Regions from separate parts of the Homo sapiens genome. Here region 1 is linked to region 2. Evidence: chromatin loops called from intact Hi-C (ENCODE). Cell type or tissue: GM12878. All regions are shown on one strand. Each heading gives the region's core, and the rest is flanking DNA. Links, peaks and the distances in the headings are about the cores only. Region 1 overlaps STARD3NL (STARD3 N-terminal like). Region 2 has its middle 70 kb from the start of STARD3NL.

Evidence for each region. A loop is a pair of places that touch in the nucleus more often than their neighbours do. Peaks named below come from ENCODE experiments on the same cell type or tissue, not always from the same donor. Only the 100,000 strongest peaks of a DNase experiment are listed, where the experiment ranks them.
Region 1: a loop joins it to region 2, with 5 times the contacts of the local background. A loop is called at or near these places in 106 of 110 quality-filtered maps.

What each region holds. Positions count from the first base shown.
Region 1 is chr7:38,212,666-38,220,665 of GRCh38, reverse strand. STARD3NL (STARD3 N-terminal like) reads right to left here. Exons shown (of 9, transcript NM_032016.4): 3 at 6,232-6,309; 4 at 5,561-5,638; 5 at 3,588-3,641; 6 at 3,361-3,478; 7 at 1,006-1,101. Among named protein-coding and RNA genes, the nearest start is that of STARD3NL, 38 kb to the right of the region's middle. In GM12878, for the core only: a CTCF peak has its summit at 4,773 (motif pointing left); a DNase peak (open chromatin) is centred at 4,625; H3K27ac peaks cover 367 bases.
Region 2 is chr7:38,101,973-38,113,826 of GRCh38, reverse strand. No RefSeq gene overlaps it. Among named protein-coding and RNA genes, the nearest start is that of STARD3NL, 70 kb to the left of the region's middle. In GM12878, for the core only: CTCF peaks have their summits at 6,204 (motif pointing left) and 7,755 (motif pointing left); a DNase peak (open chromatin) is centred at 6,156.

The DNA.
Region 1 (8,000 bases), core at 1-8,000, 110 kb before region 2:
CTGCTTTCATTTCCTTTGGGTACATACCCAGGGGTAGAAGTGTTGAATCATATGGTAACTCTATGTTTAATCTTTTACGGAAACACCATACTGTTTTCTACTGGGGCTATACCATTTTACATTCTCACCCGTAATGCACAAGGGGTCCAATTTCTCCATATTCTCACCAATACTTATTTTCTGTCTTTTTGTTTGGTTTTGCTTTTTGTAACAGTCATCCTAATCGGTATGAAGCGGTATCTTGTTGTGGTTCTGATTTGCATTTTCCTAATGATTAGTGATGTTAAGCATCTTTTATGTGCTTATTGGCCATTTGTTTATCTTCTTTGGAGAAATGTCTATCAAAACCCTTGCATATTTTTTAATCAGGTTGTTTATTTTTGTTGCTGAGTGTAATTGTTATTTTTAACAGAGCACTCTGGTTGCTGGTTAGTGAAAGACAAAACTGGAGGCAGGGAGACAAAGGCTCTTGCAGAAACTGCAGAAAGTAATGCTGAAATGAGGTTGGAGCTGATAAGAAGTGGCAGGATTTGAATGAGAAAATGGAGGTAGAAATAAGGGAGAGAGGATGGAAACAGCTTTGTGAATGATGAGATGTGAGCCATAAGAACGGGGTGAAGCCAACAGTGAGGCTCTGGTGTTTGAGCTGGGCAACTGGCTGGACAGTGCTGCCATTCTCAGATATGGGAGTCCTAGAGGGAGGTTGGTTTGGTGATGAACCGCAATAATGAGAGCACTGAGACGCTTCCCCTTGTCTGTGTGTCTTCTAAGATACATATCACAAATCATGGTGTCTAATCACTCCTCCATGACATTTATTTTTACAACTCTGTGTCTTACCACTGGTTTCATGTGAGACCGTGTCTCACCTATTTTCATATCCCTAATGCCTGGCATGTTAGATGTTAGCTAAGTATATTGAGAAACAGAGGGGGTAGGGAAAGGAAGGAAGAGCAGAGCCTTTGAATGAGAGATACAAGCACAAATAATAATCAAGTTTTTTACCTGCTTCGGATTCAGGAGGGGAATAAAACTGACCATCAGAAAGACCACCAGGTATAAGTGCTGCCCTCTCTGAAGCATCCTGAACTATCAGGAGTCCTGGAAGAGAAGAAATTCAGATGTTGGGAATGAGGTCACCTTTCTGGTAGCTTTTTGGCAAGATTAAGTAAAATAAAATGGTATTATTATTACAATGAAATACCTTTAGAAAAAGAGGTACTTTAAAAATGTTTCAACCAAACAATAAGTTTCATTAACAAATGACAAACAATACTGTAAAGACAGATAACTAAGCAGCTTAAATAAGTGCCTCATGAGACTGGGCATGGTGCCTCACACCTGTCATCATAGCACTCTGGGAGGCCAAGGATGGAGGATCGCTTGAGCCCAGGAGTTTGAGACCAGCCTGGGCAACATAGCAAGACCCTGTCTCTATAAAAAATTTAAAAATTAGCCGAGTGTGGTAGTGCATGCCTGTAGTCCCAGCTACTGGGGAGGTTAAGGTGGGAGGATTGCTTGAGCCCAGTAAGCCAAAGCTGCAGTGAGCCATGATTGTGCCACTGCACTTCACAAAGTGAGGCCCTGTCTCAGAATAAATAATTCAGTATTTACATCTTTCCCTTGTGAGTACCTGCCTTCCTACAAAAAAGCACAGTATCAAAACCAAAACAAAAAGTAAAATAAAAAACATGGTCAGTTCCTACAAACGGTCTGCTGGCTACATCTGGTTAGAGAGATGCCAGATGTAAAGTGCAATACAGGGATGGCCTTTTATAAATATATAAAGAACAATCAAGATGACAAATATTTATGCAACAAGAAGGTTTCAAAAGAAAAAAAGTGTCTTAAAAAAGCAAAGAAAAGGTAAGAAAGCAGGACGTGGACAGCTGAGGAACACTAACACACGCAAGGCCACCAACACTTAAGTTCTTTTGACTGAAAGCTGAGTTAACCTCAGGATAAAGTCGGAGGAAGCACCAGGCCAAATAGCAGATACCAGGTATGTGTGTCATACATGCTACTGACAATGAAAATAAGTGCTAATTTAAAATTTTCATTAATTGTGTGTTCTGCTTTATTAGTCACTTTGAATGTGGTTTAATCCTATAACCATTCAAGCCTCAGTCATAGTAATAGTTCATATGTTTTCAACAAAGTTCAGTTTTATATTTATATACAATTAAAAAAGACTTTCATTAGCTTTACTTATAACTTCTCCAAGATACACTTTCACAAAGGAATAGACGGCACAGGATAGAAGGTACAACTCAGTCTGATTAATGGGTTTTTAAAATCTACTCTTGAATTATCCTTTTCTTATATATTTCTTCTATGTAAATGAGATTTTCCAAAATAAAACCACTTGCAAGATTATTTTGCATCCTGCTGTTTTTTGAAGTTATAATCATGCTTAACTTTCTATAAGATACTTTTTTTTTCCTATGAGGCAGGGCAAATTGAGCCAGATGGCCAGCAGAGGCATAAAAACAGCATGTCTTGAAACTGCATGGGTGTCTGAAATGAGCTTTGATCGTTTCACCTTTAAGATGGGTGGGTGGGGCATGTGGGCTTCCATTAAGGACATTATGTGGAGAAGAATTTCAGCTTGGTAATTTACCATAAAGCTTAATCAATCATTTGGCCTTCCTAGTGAATATTCTGGGATATTGAAAGCCATGATGAGATTATAGCAGCTTTGGCAGGATTCATGAGTACACCTTGTTAGCTATGACTCAGCTACTCAGAGGATGGTGAAAGGCTGAGCGTCGCTCTGGCTTGCTGTCATCCTCCTGTGAATAATCTTCATCCTAAACCCACCAATGGTCCCCAGCCCTAGGCATTTAACTGTTCTAACAGAGGCCCATCTGAAGCCACCAACTGCTGTATGGATCACAATGGGAGACTTTGGAGAATCACTGGCTTGTATTTAGAATAGTTGCTTCCACTCACTTAAAATTGGTTTTATTTTCTCTGACCCTAAACAGCACAGTTCTGTTTACATGCACAAAATGCTTACTGTCCTGTCTATTGCTAACAGGGAGAAAAGAACAACCTGTCTGGGGAGAAAAAAGTGCTGGCTATTTTTTGTTATTGCTTGAATGCCCTTTTCACCAGTGTTCACATTTTCTTCCAGGGGAAGCCTGGCCTGATAGCTGGAGAGAGGAGCTGCTTTCTGTTACTTACCCTTTCATCCACCCAACCCTTCTCTCGATTTCTGCTGTAGCCACTAAAGAATGAAGACCCCACCACTGCCTAACTCTACCCATTTGCAGCCCCATTCACACCAAGAAACCACATCTCTTCCTCCCAGCTTGGTATCCAGTCCGCCTCAGGAGGCTGACTTTGAGAGGAACTTACTGTTTTCTTCTTCTGCTTCTTGAGGTAACACTTTGAAATCCAGGAACCACGTCTCAATCCAGGCAAGGATGAATGAAATGATGGGCAGCACATAGCCAAAAGCCCCTTGAGAGAAAAGCTGGAAAATACGACCAGGAAAGGGAAATGCAGTTACCACAAACTCACACTGAAAAACGAGGCTTCATCACTGAAGATGGTAACTGTATAGAAAAAGTGGTAGGCCATACCTTCGAAAGGATCACTTTTGCTAGTAAAAAGGCACTGGTCACTGCCGTTGTCAACTGCAAGACACATAATCCAGCACTGTTCACACTAGGCATCTCACACTGTGAAGGTACCTCCCTCTTCACAAGAGACCCGTCTGAGCCAGGAGCAGGCAAGGCCTGAAAAACCTGTGCCTAGCCTGGCTCCTTCCCATATCACTCAGTCTCTCTCCCCTAGACCCACACTGGGGCAAAATGGGCTTCTACATGTGACACAATCCCTAAATGACTGTGTGTGGTTTATTCTCCCACATTTCAGCAGGCTGGTGTGCTAGGTAACTAAGTTTGATCCACCAGAAGGTACAATTCCAAAGCCTCTACAAGCACATGAAGAGACTGGTAAAGTGCATAGGTAGGGCTCTCGCCAGGGGTTGTGAAGTCCAGAGATACCATAATACCTGAGCCTTGTCACTGTTCCTTCAACTAATATTTTTAGCATGGTGAAACCTGACCAAAATGAATACCAATAGTAGCTTGACTGACAGAAGGAGGACAGGGAACACCAAGTATCTTGCTCAATAAGTATTAACAAAGTTGCAGACACACACACACACACACTCACACACACACACACACACACACACAGAGCTGCTTGGGAGAGGAGGCAGTTTAGCATTTTATATTCTGACACTAATTAACTTTACAGGCTCACACTAAGCACTCTTTAAATACCAGCTGACTTCTCCTCCTTCCAGCTTCTAGACTCTTCTCTGCAAATGTTTTTTAAAACAAGAATCAGAAGCAATAAAATGATTTGCTAAATTAGACTTATTCTTCAGATAATCTGAAAGCAGATATTGAAGATACTGTCTTACAGCTCTCACTGAATATCTATATGTCAAACACTTTTCTAAAACAAACATTGAGAGGGATAGTCTGACAAATACTAGCATACATATGGGGACTCAGGAATACAACATCCCAAAGGGATCTGTTGTAGAAAATGCAGAAAAATGGGAGGGTACAATCATCAAAAGCTATGATGATATCAGCAAAAGAGTATTCAGGAAAGGGAGTCAAGTCTGGCCAAGACTGTCAGCCTATATCCATGAAATGAGAGCTTCCGGATTAACAGATGGTCTGACCGCTGCCCCGTGATTCTGAGAATGCTCAGAAGACATGGCCCAGACAGACATCGCCCCCTAGTGGACTCAGGAGGGCAGCACAAGTCCTATTCCCAGCTGGAGAAACCCAGGCCTGGGCCACCCAGACCCGAGCTCTCACCCTCTAATTGCAGAACTGCAGGTTATTTCTGAGCAGCTCTCTCTAGTCTGAGGAGCTCCACATTTTCTTCCCATAGAACTGACTTATTAAAGCTTTACAAAAGGCAAATATTCAGACATCTGTCAGGCAGAACTGCTAGTAATTCTATCAATCTCTAAATACTTATTAAGAATACCAAAGCTCTCTGTGCTAGATGCCAGGAAACAGAGGAGTAAAAAAGTCCTTGTCCTTGAGAAGTCCAAGGCAACAACAGAGAGACTGAGAGCTTTTCCCTCCAAGACAGGGGGTTGTGGGGAAGAAAGGAGGGGGTAAGGCAATTACCTAAATAAGTACAGACCATGTCATGAAAACAATCACTAAGCAGTTTCAACCAAATAAGACATTTTCCAAATATCTCTGTGACAGAGGTCTCCTCTCATCTCTTATTTGCAAAATGAGGTAGAGGGTGGCTTGGTGCTTGGCCAATAATCACTGTTGGGCTTCTAGATTCCTCATTTGGCTCAGCACCAAGAGACAAATCTAGTTACTCATTAACATTGGAAAGAAGCCCTGGAGTATTAAACCTACTTAAGTATGGAGGAAACGGGACTCAGGAAAGCTGGTGGGATTCCACCTGCATTAGAACTGTATCTTCTCCCAGCCCAGGCCTGTTGAGAGCAGGACTTGGCCACCAGCACTGGAGGAGATGACCCACTCATGCAGGGCATACTCACCGCTATTGCCCACCAATGGCGCAGTCTGCACACAGCATATGCAAGTATTAACACTTTAAATCGAAAAACTGCCAGAAGCTGAAAGTAAGAAAATAAAGGGATGTTTTAAAAAATATATACAAAAATGACACAGCTTTATGAAAAACTCACCAGACTGTCTTCATTACTGTGATTTAGCTGGAGACTACCAGGGACTGGCACTGGTCTGTAGACCAGCATTTGGGAATCCCTGCTCTACAACTTAATGTAATAGCAAATTAGGTCTCACATTAATCTCCCATTATGAAAGAAAAAACAAGGCAAGAAAAAAAAGATGTCATTTTCATCATCTTATTATACAAATAGGTGAATTTTCCTTTCAGTGACTAGATATGTCAATGGGTTCTATTTGAGCCATTTGAAAGAATAAAGGCTCTCCAACAAGAAAATAGGAATGGCTCCTTCTGTTGCCCTCCCTTATCTGTCATTAATCTTTTATTTCCTTGAGATGATGACACAATTCCTTATTTAGAGAGAGAGAACATTGAATGGGTGGGGAATTAAAAGAAAAGGAAAATATGGTCAGTGTTCAAAAGAGGAAAAAAGGGCATGGAATTTGAAGTCTATTTAGAGGAAATCTGCCTTTTGGGTCAGTTTTATCACATCTGAAATGAAACATAAAAAATACTTACAAATATATCAAAATATGAAGAATAGTAGTCATACTGCATCACCTCCTTCTCTAATGTGTTCTCAATGCCTCCATTCACCTAGAAAGGAGAGTAAGAAGCAAAAACAAGGAGAGGTTTATGTGTGGAAATAAAACAAGGTAAGATTTCCTATCCAACTTTCCTGCCTATCTTCTCAGAACCCAGAAATGCTAAAGTGCGAAGAAAAGAACTCTCATAATTTTAATAGAAAAGGGCTAGATGGCACTCTCCAATTCCTCAACTCTGAATTCATTCACTCAACAGATATAAATGTATAGTGAAAAATAATGGCTTCTGTAGTTCATAGTTGGGAAAATTAAAATGTTAAGAAAATTATTTTTTCCCTTCTAAGATAAAGTCTTCCATCATACAAAAGTATATTTTTAAAGAAGGCAATTCACCTTTATCCAGGACTACCTTACTTTCTGATCACGCTCCACTGTCTTAGGTCTTGGAAGGCCAAGACTCCCCGACATCCGGGCAAACGTCAATGATGGCCATTAGCATGACACAGGATAGAAGTGTAAACATTCTCTGTGGTTTCTCATTTTTATTTCTCCTGGCATTTAAAGATTCTGCACTTTTATCAATTTAAATATATTTTTAACATGAATAGATAATGAAATAAGGACAGTACTAGACTCAAACCTGATACAACTTTCTGTCCTCTCCCAATGCTACTGTCAAAATAAATCTTGTATTATCGAGCTCAAAATTCGACAAATGAAACTATGGAGCATAATACTTTTAAAAAATCAAGTAAGGGGACATGTGTCGGCAGCTAATGCAGCACCCAAGCAGGGTAACTGTCAGAGCCCCTGGATTAGCCTGATCAGAGGGAGCAAACAAATGCAGAGGGTTTAAAAGAGGACCAATGGAAGGACAGTTAACCAGAGACCTGGATAAGAGGGAAAACATTAAGGAACACCTTTGCCAGGTTCAAATTCGAATGAAAGTTGCCATAGGGAAGGGTATTCCTAGCTTAGGTATCATTTCACATATTTGTATTTGTTATGCAAAAATGAAAGCATACCATAAATACTATCCTGTGCCCGAAAATCCCTTAAGGAGGTCTACATTTCTTTGTAATTAGTATGGATCCTCTGTAGACCTGCTTGGCTACAGACCTCTACAAATGAATAGAATTGAAAACCTGGGAGGAAGGAGGAATAATGATTGAAAGACACCCAACCATTTAGTCTCATTACTGTCTCTCCGGACTAAGGAAACTTGTCAACATCCAGAATATTATAAGAATGATTATTCCAAGCGGCCTACAGCAAACAGGAGTTCTCTACCACATAGAGACCTCCCCTTGCTATTCCTGGGAGAACAGGAATCAAAGCAGCCCATAGAGTTTTGCAATAAATAGCCCATAGCTTTTCTCTGGTATCTGCATACTTTAAAATGCTCTGATTTGGAGTTGGCTTTAAACAGACATTATCTAAAATGTATATCTCTATCCCTAACTTATACTCTAAATCCTCATTTCAAAATTTTTGTCTCTACCTCAAGATGTCTTAAATAAACTATCTTTAGTTTCACACAAAATCCCTTCCCAGTCAGTTCTGGTACTACTCTTCTAGAGTTCATCACTGGAAACTTTAGAGTCATCTTTGCATACTGGGGATGATAAAATCGGCCTATCAACAAGTCTTCTCATACTCCTTCCTTTAGTGACTCTCAGGTTAGTTCTTTCCTTCCTATTCCCACCGCCTTCCATGACATTCCTGCAACAGCTTCCGAATTCA
Region 2 (11,854 bases), core at 1,664-9,663:
GGGAAGGTATTCGTCCTTATTTCTGTTTTGGTGTGGGAGTATAAGTAAGGGAGGAGGTAGGCAAGAAGAGATTGAATATGTAAGGGAGATAGTGGATGACTGAAGGTTGTGCATGGGGCTCAGGGCTGGGTGGTTGGCTGTCACTGTTAGACCAGAGGAAAAAAGGTAAACATGGGTGGTGGTAAATACATTTTTGGATGGACAGTTCAGAATTAAACACACACACACACACACACACACACACACAAATGAACCACTGAACACTTTAAGCAAAATCTAGAGAGAGGTTAAGATTGAAAAAATGTGTGAGAACAGGAAAGTAGGAGACTGGGTTGGATTTTGAATTTTTTTTTTTCGAGACAGAATCTCTCTCTGTCACCTAGGCTGGAGTGCAGTGGTGCAAACTCTGCCTAAGTATCTGGGACTACAGATGTGTGCCACCATGCCTCGGTAATTTTTGTATTTTTAGTAGAGATGGGTTTCACCATGTTGGCCAGGCTGGTCTCGAACTCCTGGCCTCAAGTGATCTGCCTGCCTTGGCCTCCCAAAGTGTTGGGATTACAGGTGTGAGCCACCACACCCAGCTGGATTGTGAATTTAATGGAAGGGAAGGGCTGGTCTAGATTTAGAAGAGTCATTGCATGGAATAAAAGGGAAATTTTACCATGGGCAAATAAAAGTGAGCAAAGGACATGAGCAAAGGCCATGACTGGCCCCCTTTCTTTTTAAAAATTGATATGCTCTTGGTTTCCAAAACACACTATTTTGTTATTTCTATTCTTATTTCTATAGGTAGGGTCTCTTTCACACATTCTTTGATATGGTTTTGCTGTGTCCCCACCCAGTTTTCAAAAGAAGACATACAAGTGGCCAAAAAAAAATACAAAAATGCTCAACATCACTAATAATCAAAGAAATGCAATTAAAACCACAATGAGATGCCATTTTTACAGCAGTCAGAATGGCTACTATGAAAAAGTCAAAAATAACAGAGGGCAAGGATGAAGAAGAAAGGGAATGCTTATGCACTATTGGTTGGATGTACAACCTCTATGGAAAACGCTATAGAGATTTCTCAAAGAACTGAAAATAGAACAGCCATTTAATTCAGTAATCCCACTACTGAGTATCAACCCAAATAAAAATATATCATTGTATAAAAAAGATATCTGCACTCGTTTGTTTATTGCAGCACTATTCACACAGTAAACTCATGAAATCAATCACATGTCCATCAATGTTTGATAGGATAAAGAAAATGTATTATCTATGCATTCTATACCATGGAATACTACGCAGTTATAAAAAAGGGATGAAATCATGTGTTTTGCAGCAACACAGATGGAACTGAAGGCCATATCCTAAGTGAAATAACTCAGAAACAGTCAAATACTATATGTTCTCATTTATAAGTGGGAGCTACACAATATATCCTGGTAAAAAAACTTCACTTGCACCCCCTAAATCTATTTTTTAAACAGCCAAAAAAATGTGCCAATAGGAGGTACCCACGGCTCTGTGAGGAACAGAAACTCAGAAGTTTAGTTTCATCAATTTGCAGGGTCACTTAACTTTCTCCAGCAGCTCTCAGTTCCTTTTCAGTAGGAAAAGTTGGATTGTTTCTAGTCTTTTGTCCAAAGATCAGATAATATTCGCAGTGAGTGTGTGGCAGCAGGATAAGATGTAGGTAAACTGAGGTACTGGTGAGAAGGGAGACAGATCAATCATCAGGTTCAGGTAGGTTGTAAAGCTACTGGTGAGAGGGCACATACAGTGGGGTGGGGGGAGATGAGGAGTCCAGGAGGGGATGGCTCTGGGGGTAAAGTCAAGGTCAGAGGAAAGAAAATCCTCTGAGAAGAGGAAGGTCAGGAGGTTGTGGTGAGAGTCTGAAACATTGTAATCTAGGATTTCTGGAGCCTAAGCACATTCTTGAGGCCAATATTGAACCAGACTAGTCTTTGAGCATAGAGAGAAGAGGAAGAACAAAATAATTATTTCTATCACAGTTAACTGTATCAATGTCCCAGATCAATACAGGGGGATAAAGCTATGCAGTTCTTATGAACTGACAACTCACAAAACTCAGTGGTGATTCCTGTCTCTTTTATCTTATCATTTAAGGGAAATCTAGTTAAAAGTGGCCATTAATCAGAGCCTGGGAAGTGCTGACTATTTGAAAGGATGGAAAAGATAATTATTAGACATGCCCTCAATCACCACTCAAATATAATGTGACTATGAGCCATCACTGGTGGGAATATTTTCAAGGTGCTTGTACCACAGGAAATATCATATTACATATTTATTTCAATATATTTTAACAAAATGCCATGCAATGGAATAATTTGATACTAGGTGTAATGTTTAAAGATACGTCAAAGAGAGGATGACTTAGCCTAGAGGTTATGAAACACTATGGAAAAAATGGAAATCTTGGGCTGTTCTCATTAACTATTGTGGATAACCACTATATTTCCCAATGTGCAAAGTATGCAAATTGTGGAAGATTCACAAAAATTTTTTCGGAAAGTGGCAACAAGAAAGTAGATAAATGATTTTCCCTCCAGGGCAGATTTTTAGAGTTTACCTTGGTTTTCTGTTGTCCTCTTAATTGTATCACCTACAACTCACATAGAAACTAGAGGATACATACTCAATTTCTGTTTTTGTTACATATCTGTCATTGTTGAAAGCGTCATTAACTTTTTTCATTGCAAAAGGATATGACTTTAGAATCCTGAAGGAGTAAAAACTACGCTGGCATTCTTGGAGCACTTTACAACCTTATTCAGATTTTCTTTTTTTTTTTTAACGTTTGTTTTAGGTTTGAAGCTTAATACCCAATAGTTATTTTTCAGATTTTCTAGCCTCTTTCTACAGAATTGGTGCTCTGACCTTAGGAAAACAAAGGGAAAAGCTTAACAACTGAAACAAGATCCATTGACAATCTAAGCGACTTTTTAATGTATCTTGAACTGGGCTGGTGAAGTTCAGTAATCAGAATGATAAAAACATCGTTTTCTTTGCCTTGCTGGTTTAGAGTGTTTATGTACTCTATGGGTTTAAGTTTTTAAAAAATTCACCCTTGCACTTAAGTTTCCTGTTCCATCAGCAAAATTTAGCTGAATTGGCCTAAAATATGCCTTCTGATAGAACGAGGTATCCTCCAAAGTACTGACCCTAAACTCTGCTGCTAAATCAAGGGTGTATACATTTTCTTAAAAAGACACTGTGTAACCAGTCGCATGTAAATGTTTAATAATTCAGAAATACAAGAGCACAGTCTGCTTTGATTTAGTTCGCAACCTTCCAGCTGCAAAACTGCCTCAAGCAACAATGTAATACAAGTTCCAGCCAACTTAATTTTTTTTAATAAGGGAAAATAAGAGTTAAAAAAGTGCTTCTTAAACCATCTCAGGATCACAGAAGGACAGAAATGAATAGTTGGCTTTGATGAACCCAAAGCGGTGGGATGGTGACAGGAACTGATCGAAAAGCTGGTGACAGACTTCTAGAACCCTTGTCCTCTCGTGCTAATTTATACTACACACACTAAATTTCTTTTAGTTTTTCTAACTCCAAAATTTTAGCCTTGCTCAATTTATTATTTCCAGTTGCCCTTGGACATTTTCAGTTACAGAAATGGATTTAGTCCCAGTGAGCTCCAGGTATGGAACAGATTATGTTAATGAGCTCCAGGTATGGAACAGAAGTTCCATGAGCTCGAGATTATGTAAATTCTGTTCCATACAGAATTCTGTTCCATACAGAATTTACATAATCTGTTCCATACCTGGAGCTCATTGGAACTAAATCTGAATACATCTCTGCTCACCTCAATCCTACTCCAAAGATAACTTGATAAAATTGTTTCCATTCCAAAGAAGGAAGGACATTTAATTAAAGAGGCTTTAAATTGTACATTTCTCTGGTTCTCAGTATAGTCAGGTATTTTTTTTTTTTTTTTTTTGTAGAACCCCGTGGGAAATTCTTTCACTGAGACAGAGCTGTTGGGCACAGTGAGCACTGAGGCAGACATGTTATTTCTGAAGGAAAATCCTCTCCTCAGATCTTTCAGAAAGGGAGAGAGAGCTTTAATGTTTGTCTTGTGGTTCTGTTTTGCTTTACTGCACTTCGTAATAAACACTCTGGTTGAAAGACCAAGTTCTGATGAAGTGGCACAAAACTGCATGTCATCCCATAGCCTTAGAAAACAAGGTCTCTGTGTTTTTATTTGTTTTTATTTTAAGCATACCATAATGTGGGATCCCATAACAATCTTTGAGAATTGAACTATAACAACACACAACTGATGTTTGGATTGCCTATAAACCACAATAGAATAGCCACGATGCCAGCAACTTTCCTTCCTTTACTTCAGCCAAGCATTTTAAAAGCTGTATCCTGGAATTGTAATGTAGAGTGGCATTGATTTCTGGGGTACAAATGGTTTTAGAAGAAAATGACTGATTAGTTCTAATGCAGCATAAGGTGCCTTAGACAGAGATTTTAGCTATTTTTACACCGAGTAACTAACCGCACAATTGAGGCCAAATCATCTGGAGCCCTCCATTTAACAGATGGGAAGGTTGATATTGAAGGCAATGAGCTTCCTTACCTGTAAATGAAGAAAACTCAAAAGCTTGAATGTGATGATCTATTAGACCTTTCTATAATTCTAAACTTTTTCTTTTTGCTTTGGGAGGGGTTCCATGACTGATATAAAAAAATGATTGCTGAATACCCTCCATTTTAGAAATAAATGACTTCTCAGGAAATCTTTTTTTAATTAATAGGAAAATTAATAAATTAATAATAGGTACTAACAAAAAATTATTTGCTTGACTAATTACCTCTAGAACTGATTGGGAAGAAAGGATGTGCAAGTCTACTTCCCGGAAGATCTTGGAGACTAGGATACAGGCACATCTCATGACCATGCGAGAGAGTAGTCAGATTCCTAATGGTAACCATGAAGCAAGGCTCAGGAGTTAGGCAGTATGTACTTATCACTTGTTGCCATTGATATTCACTAAGACACCTTTCCCTCTCCTGCAGAGGGCCAGAGCTGCTGTGGTGGTTTCAGAAAAATAAGAACCAAGCCTTGAGAATGGGCTGCTTACAGGCTGGTGGGAAGTCAGCTGGGAAGCACCAGAAGATGATGCATAGTTTATTTCCACTCTGACTTTGGATTAGTTGTGAACAGCTCTCTCTGATTAGTTGAGAATTTACTATATGTCCATATTAATGTATGTCCAGAACAAATTGGACAATTCGTCAAGAGCTTGGTCATTTCATGATCCTGAAATCCATGTTCAGTTAGCATTTTTTTCATGTATATTCTTCATCTCAAATCTCCACTTACAGATACAGAAATATTTCCCTGAGAAAGAACATTGCTATAGAGTGAAATTATATGAGAAACATCTTTTACTGAATTGGAAACTTTATTTAACTATCATTTCTTGTTCACTTGCACACACCCCTAGCTCTATAACAAACGATAAGGACACCAATTATTTTTTAAGAAGGAATTTGTAGATTATTCTCTTGGGATTCAGCTGCTGAGGATGCTTCACCCAGTTCACAGCCAAGTCTATGAAACCAAAATACACAGCTTTAATCCATCCAAGGTGATTGACTCCATGCAGAGTAATTCTCTAGGTAGTAGAGAACTTTCAGGCATTAATATTATAGCCTGTGTTTGCAACAAGGTCAGGTGTTGCCATAAAGGAACGTTAATTACTCTTTCTTGGATGAAAAAAATGGATGGCTGTTGAGGCAGAGGGATGGAGAGGAAGTTCTTTCACTGTGGGGGATGATTAAAGAAGGTGGGAGGGACGAGAGGTAATCCTGGGCAATTGCATGGCTAAGACTGAAAATCCCTCCAAATTCAGCTGCCCCGGGGGATCTTATAAAAATGGCTTTATATGTAAACTTGAATCATGTCTTAATTATAAGACTGAAGTTGTGGGTGGACCAAGCCTACAATGGCACAAAAGTATCATAGTCGAAAGTGCTACCAAGGAGACATTTCTTATCCCTGTGGAGAAACTACCACAGACAAGAGATGGATGACAGTGGTGCTTGTGGGTCATTAAAGCATTCCTCTGTTGTATTCACCAACCACAGCATGGCCTGGTACTCAGCAACAATACTGTACAGCAGGGACCATACCTGGGTGGCTATGTTCCCTGTGTTTCAACAGCGACACCGTGTGGCAGCAATTATAAAGAAGAGTGGCTTTCATCACTGACAGAGCAGGTGTTCTGCTTCTCTTTCAGGATGAAATTTAAGCATCCCTGGGATATTTGAAGTTATCCTAGGAAAGATAATCCTAGGGAGAGAAGGGAACAAATGACTGTAATCCAAATAGGCCATGCCACTATCTGAAAGGGACCCTTTTCTTCCCTCCTCTTCAAAAAGAAGATAAAGAAATATCTATTTTCTTCCATCAGGAATTATCTCTTCACTCAACAGAGAAAACCAGGATTCATCAATCTGAGGGCACAGAAAGAACCAGTATGAATGGCAAAGCAATTCTACAACTCCAAACTCCAACGCCAACCCTATTCCTCAAATAATCTCTTTGCAATAAGGGCCTTGGAGTCAAAGCTAAAAGCTTAAGCTTTGCCTCAGATCTACCTGGGATTAAGCCCAGGTATGCCACTTTCTATCTATGACTTTGGAAAAGTTATTCAACTTTGGGCCTCACTTTTTCTATCTGTGGGATGAGAAGGAAACACTACACCTCATAGAGAGATTTTGAGAACCTAATGCATTGATCCACATATATATATATATTTTTAAACTCTTGTCTCCTAGGCTGGAGTGCAGTGGTGTGATCTCAGCTCACTGCAACCTCTGCCTCCCAGGTTCAAGTGATTCTCCTGCCTCAGCCTCCAGAGTAGCTGGGATTACAGACGTGCGCCACAATGCCTGGTTAAGTTTTGTATTTTTAGTCAAGATGGGGTTTGGCCGTGTTGGCAAGGCTGGTCTCAAACTCCTGACCTCAAGTGATTCACCTGCCTTGGCCTCCCAAAGTGCTGGGATTACAGGCATGAGCCACTGCACCTGGCCCTGACCCGTATAGAGTTTTTAAACCAGTGCTGGATCCAGTAAACTGACATTTGCTGGATGCATTTGTACTTTTATCTTTTAATAGTGTCTGGCTGTTTACTTTGCTCTTGGGTCCTCCCTTATTTTCCTTAATTCAAGATTTTTGTATCATTCTGTAACCAGGTCTTGATTCTTGTATGATTTATTCTGTTTTAACTTTACATCTGCATTTCTGAAAGGCACTCCAATGTGAAATTATATTTTTGTTAGTGTTTTAGAATAAATGGTCATTGCTCAAAAGTTCTGGTGAAACTATAATGCAAGGGTCACCAAGTTGAATACCTGCAGGGGCCAAGCAGGGATATAATCAATTAAAGCACATAAGAAGCGAAGAAGCAGCAGGGCCTGATATGAAGAGTGCATTTTCCCTCTGTGGGAGCAGCCTTGTCCCATCAAGTGATTGTTGGCAGGTGGAGAAAGACCTAGTATTGCCAAGTCTTCTATTTGTCAAGAAAAGCAAGAAAGACAATTTTATAGGGTAAAATTCTCTAATCTTAAATATTGACCAGTCATCCAAATGTTTGAAAACACAATGGGCCAATCAAAGCATATTTGTGAGCCACGTCCAGGCCCTGCCAATTTGCAGCCTCTGCATCACTTTCCCAGGGAGATACAACTTTGGGTGAATGCCACCTAGTGGTAAGAATTGTAATTAAGAGACAAATAAGAAACAAATGCTTTACAATGTATGATTCCAATGCGAAGTATGAAATGGTGACGGTTGTCTTTTAATCTTTTCTTAAGTAATTAGCCATGAATGCCAGTGGAGTCCATTAGCGTTAACATCTTTAATCACAAACAGTGGTGCCATACTGTATTTCACTCTCATGACCCAAGTGGCTACAGAAGGGCTGTCCGGTAGTGCATCCATAAGATCTCTTATATTCCAGTCTACGGTTTCTGGGGCTTCTGGTTTTTTGTTTGTTTGTTTGTTTTTGTTTTTGTTTTGTTTTTTTTTGTTTTGAGACTGAGTCTGTCTCTGTCACCCAGGCTGGAGTGCAGTGGTGCGATCTCGGCTCACTGCAACCTCTGCCTCCCAGGTTCAAGTTGATTCTCTGCCTCAGCCTCCCGAGTAGCTGGGATTACAGGCTCACGCCACCATGCCCGGCTAATTTTTGTATTTTTGGTAGAGACGAGATTTAACCATGTTGGTCAGGCTGGTCTTGAACTTCTGACCTTGTGATACTCCCATCTTGGCCTCCCAAAGTCTTGGGATTACAGGCGGGAGCCACCGCACCCGGCTGGGATTCTGTTTTTTAAAACTCTGGATCGTCTGCTATTGGGAACTACTCTCCCAAAGCTATGTTCTAATTTTTACCTTGTCTAGAACTGATGTAAAGTGGGGATGAGGGAAACGGAAAGAAATCGTGGAGTTAATGATGGGTGAGAGAATCAAAAACAACTTACGTACTACCTTTGTTCAATTCCTTTTCCTTTACCTATGCTAGCTCTTGAGGCTGAGTTTTCTTGTAACATCATCTATCTTAGTTTATTTCTTTGTATATATATTTTTTGCTTATCCATAAGGCACAAGATTATGGTCTTCTAATAAACCAGAGGTCAGCAAATATGGCCTGGTGCCTGTTTTTTGAATAAATTTTTATTAGCGCACAACCATGCTCATTTGTTTACATACTGTCTGTATATGCTTTCTTACTAGAATCACAGAGTTAGGTAGTTTTAAGTTACGACTTATAAAGCCTAAAATGTTTACTGTCTGGCCCTTTACAAAAAGAAATTGCCAGCCCCTGCAATATGATTTTTTTAAAAACAGTTTGCATAGTAATCTTTTCCTATCCTTTTGCTTGTAGTCTTTTGGTATACCCATGTTTTAAGTGTGTCTTCTTTAAACAAAATATTGCTGAATTTTATTTAATCCAATCTTAATTTGTATTCAACTGGCCAATTCAGTTAAACTAGTATATTCAGGTTTTTTTTTTTGCCATCCTATTTTGTGGTTTTAAGTAATATTGCTTTCCTTCATACTTCATTTTTTTTCTTTTCAAAGTTTTAGTAGTTTTTTTGGGCAAAAATTCATATCACCCAATAATATTTTGAAGGGTTTATATTTCATTTCTATTATTTGAATAAATAGTCTCCAACATTTAATGTGTACACATGACTTTGCAAAGTTCAGTGTTACCTTTATCCTTCACCTAGAAACTACAGATTCTTAGAAGACTTAAGTAACATATTGCCTCAGATCTAACATATTATTATTTCCCTATTTTAGTTCTGACTTATTTTTATATTCATGAAACAATTTGTAAATAATAATTTTAATATTTTATATGGTCAATTGTTGTTGATGTTGACCCTAGTGTTTCTCAGTCCCGTTTTTACCACTGTTTCTTACTTCTTTGCTCTTCCTTTAGGTTGCATTTCTTTTTTCTGGAAGCACATCTTTTAAAAGATATTTACATGAAGGTCTACCAGATATGAAATTGGAGTTCTAGAAAGGGAGAAGATGAGGATGGGGAAGAAACAATATTTCAAGAAGAAATCTCTCAAGAATTTGCCAAGTCTGACCCAAAACATCAAGCAGTTGATTTAAGAAGTGTATAAGCCCAAGCTGGGTAAATACAATGAAAACCACACTTTGGCACACCAGAGTCAAACTGAGGGAAATCAAAACAATAATAAAACATTGAAAATACACATTACCTTCAAGCAACTACAATAAGATAAATAGCTAATTTCCTAAAACAAATTATGGAAGCCAGAAAACAATTTAATGACATCTTTAATGATAAAATTACTGCCAGTTTACAATTCTCTGCCAACTAAAAATTTACTCTGGAATTGAAGGTGAAATAAAGATATTTCTAGACAAAATAAGCCTGAGAGGTTTCATCATTGACAAATATTACAGTAGGTACTACAGAATTCTTCAGGCAGAAGGAAAATGATCAAGAAAGAAATACAGAAATGGAGGAGGGAAAAGCAAGTCAGTGATGTTGGTAAATACATGGACACATTTAAAATATTAATTATAAAATAATATTTTGTGATATTTACAATATATGTTGAATTAAAATGCATGACAACAATAACATAAAAAGCTAATGGGGGTTAATAGAATTAAAAAGTATAACACTTTCTCATTGCCTATAAAGTGATAAGTATGCAGGTCTAAATATATCTAAAACAGCTCTTTCGATAGATATAAAAATATAAGATATAACTTAATTGGCAACATTTTTCTTCTGCCCAGAAGTATAGGAAACAATGGTACGTTTTACAACTGATTGCATCAATAAATTATGATTCAGAAAGTTTGCTACATAAAGTGATGACATAAAAAAATATAAAGTGCTCCTTCTTTATTCTGGACTTGGAGCTTGCTATCTATTGCTAAACACCAGTTATATTGCAACCTTTGGAAAGGATAAGTAACCATTACATCAAGCATCAAGTAATGGATTCCTCTATTTCCATTCTCCCATTTTTTTCAGATGTATGAATCTTACCTACACACAGCAGCAGAGCAGCTGGAATGAAATACTAGTGTGCATAGGATAATAATATTCTGTAATTCATATCCTTGATAGAATATCCTGTAACTTTGTTGAGAAATTTGTCACACTTCTATTTTAAAGTCCAGTTTCTGTTCAATTCTGTCCCATTGAGCGGTAAGCATCGATTGTGAGGGAGAGTCTAGTTTGTAAACTATATCCAGTGGCTGGGATTACATCTGTTCATAATTATATAGATCTGCCTGCACAAAGTGGCAAAAGGAAAACCATGAATGATACCTACAGGATCTCAATGACATAATGAATATGCTATATCTGCAGTGCAAGATAGGTTGTGTAGCAAGCCAGTTCCTTTGGACCCAAACATATTGCTATCACAGAGGAAAGGCTTGGGGCATAAACCTAATAGTTTTGGTTTTCTACAGTCTCAATCTAATGTTTCATTCCTCTGTCCTTGCTTATTTTATCCTCATTAGGTTCACACAGAGTTTAAATTTATTCTCCACCCAAAAACCCACAGGAATCAAGCAAATGTGTTTTGACGGATTTCTGTAGTTTCCTTTTAGAACCAGATGTTGGACAGCAGCCATCTTAGAAAAAACACTTGCTAGATGAGGCAGGTTAAAAAGGGAAGGAAATTTGAAAAAGAAATCAATTGAAAAAAAAGTTGTTTAGCATATTCATATATAAGAAATTCAATTAGATACCATATATTAATATTTCAAAGATTTGAAGCATATAATCACTGGAAGCAACACGGAGTTCCACTTACCAAGGTCAGCCTGGCCACAGCCGCTGATGGATGCCCAATCTGCCAGCAGTAGCAACCAGCACTGAGTCCTTGAAATGGCATCATTCTCCAGGTGCACTGTGCATCAGAGAAAAGGAAATAATCAGACCTTTTGAACATTACTGAATACTGGCTTTGAATTGACATTAATTCTAAGAGAACCAAAAGTCACTGTAGTCCACCAGTCAGAGTAGGGGCTTGTAGAGGTCAGGTGATCAGTGGGGTTTAGCTCAGATCGACTCCACAGTGGGCTGAGTGGAACTCTCCCTCCATCCTGTGGTAATTTCCACAATTCTAGAATGCTTAATTTGAATAGTCACATTGAGTAAGTGGCAGAATTCCCAGCAATTCTTATATGTTAGTGGCATCAGAATTGCTAGGAGGGTTTGTTCAAACACAGATTGCTATGTTTCTGATTCTATAGGTCAGGAGTGGTATCCAGGAATTGCATTTCTAACAAGTTCTGAAA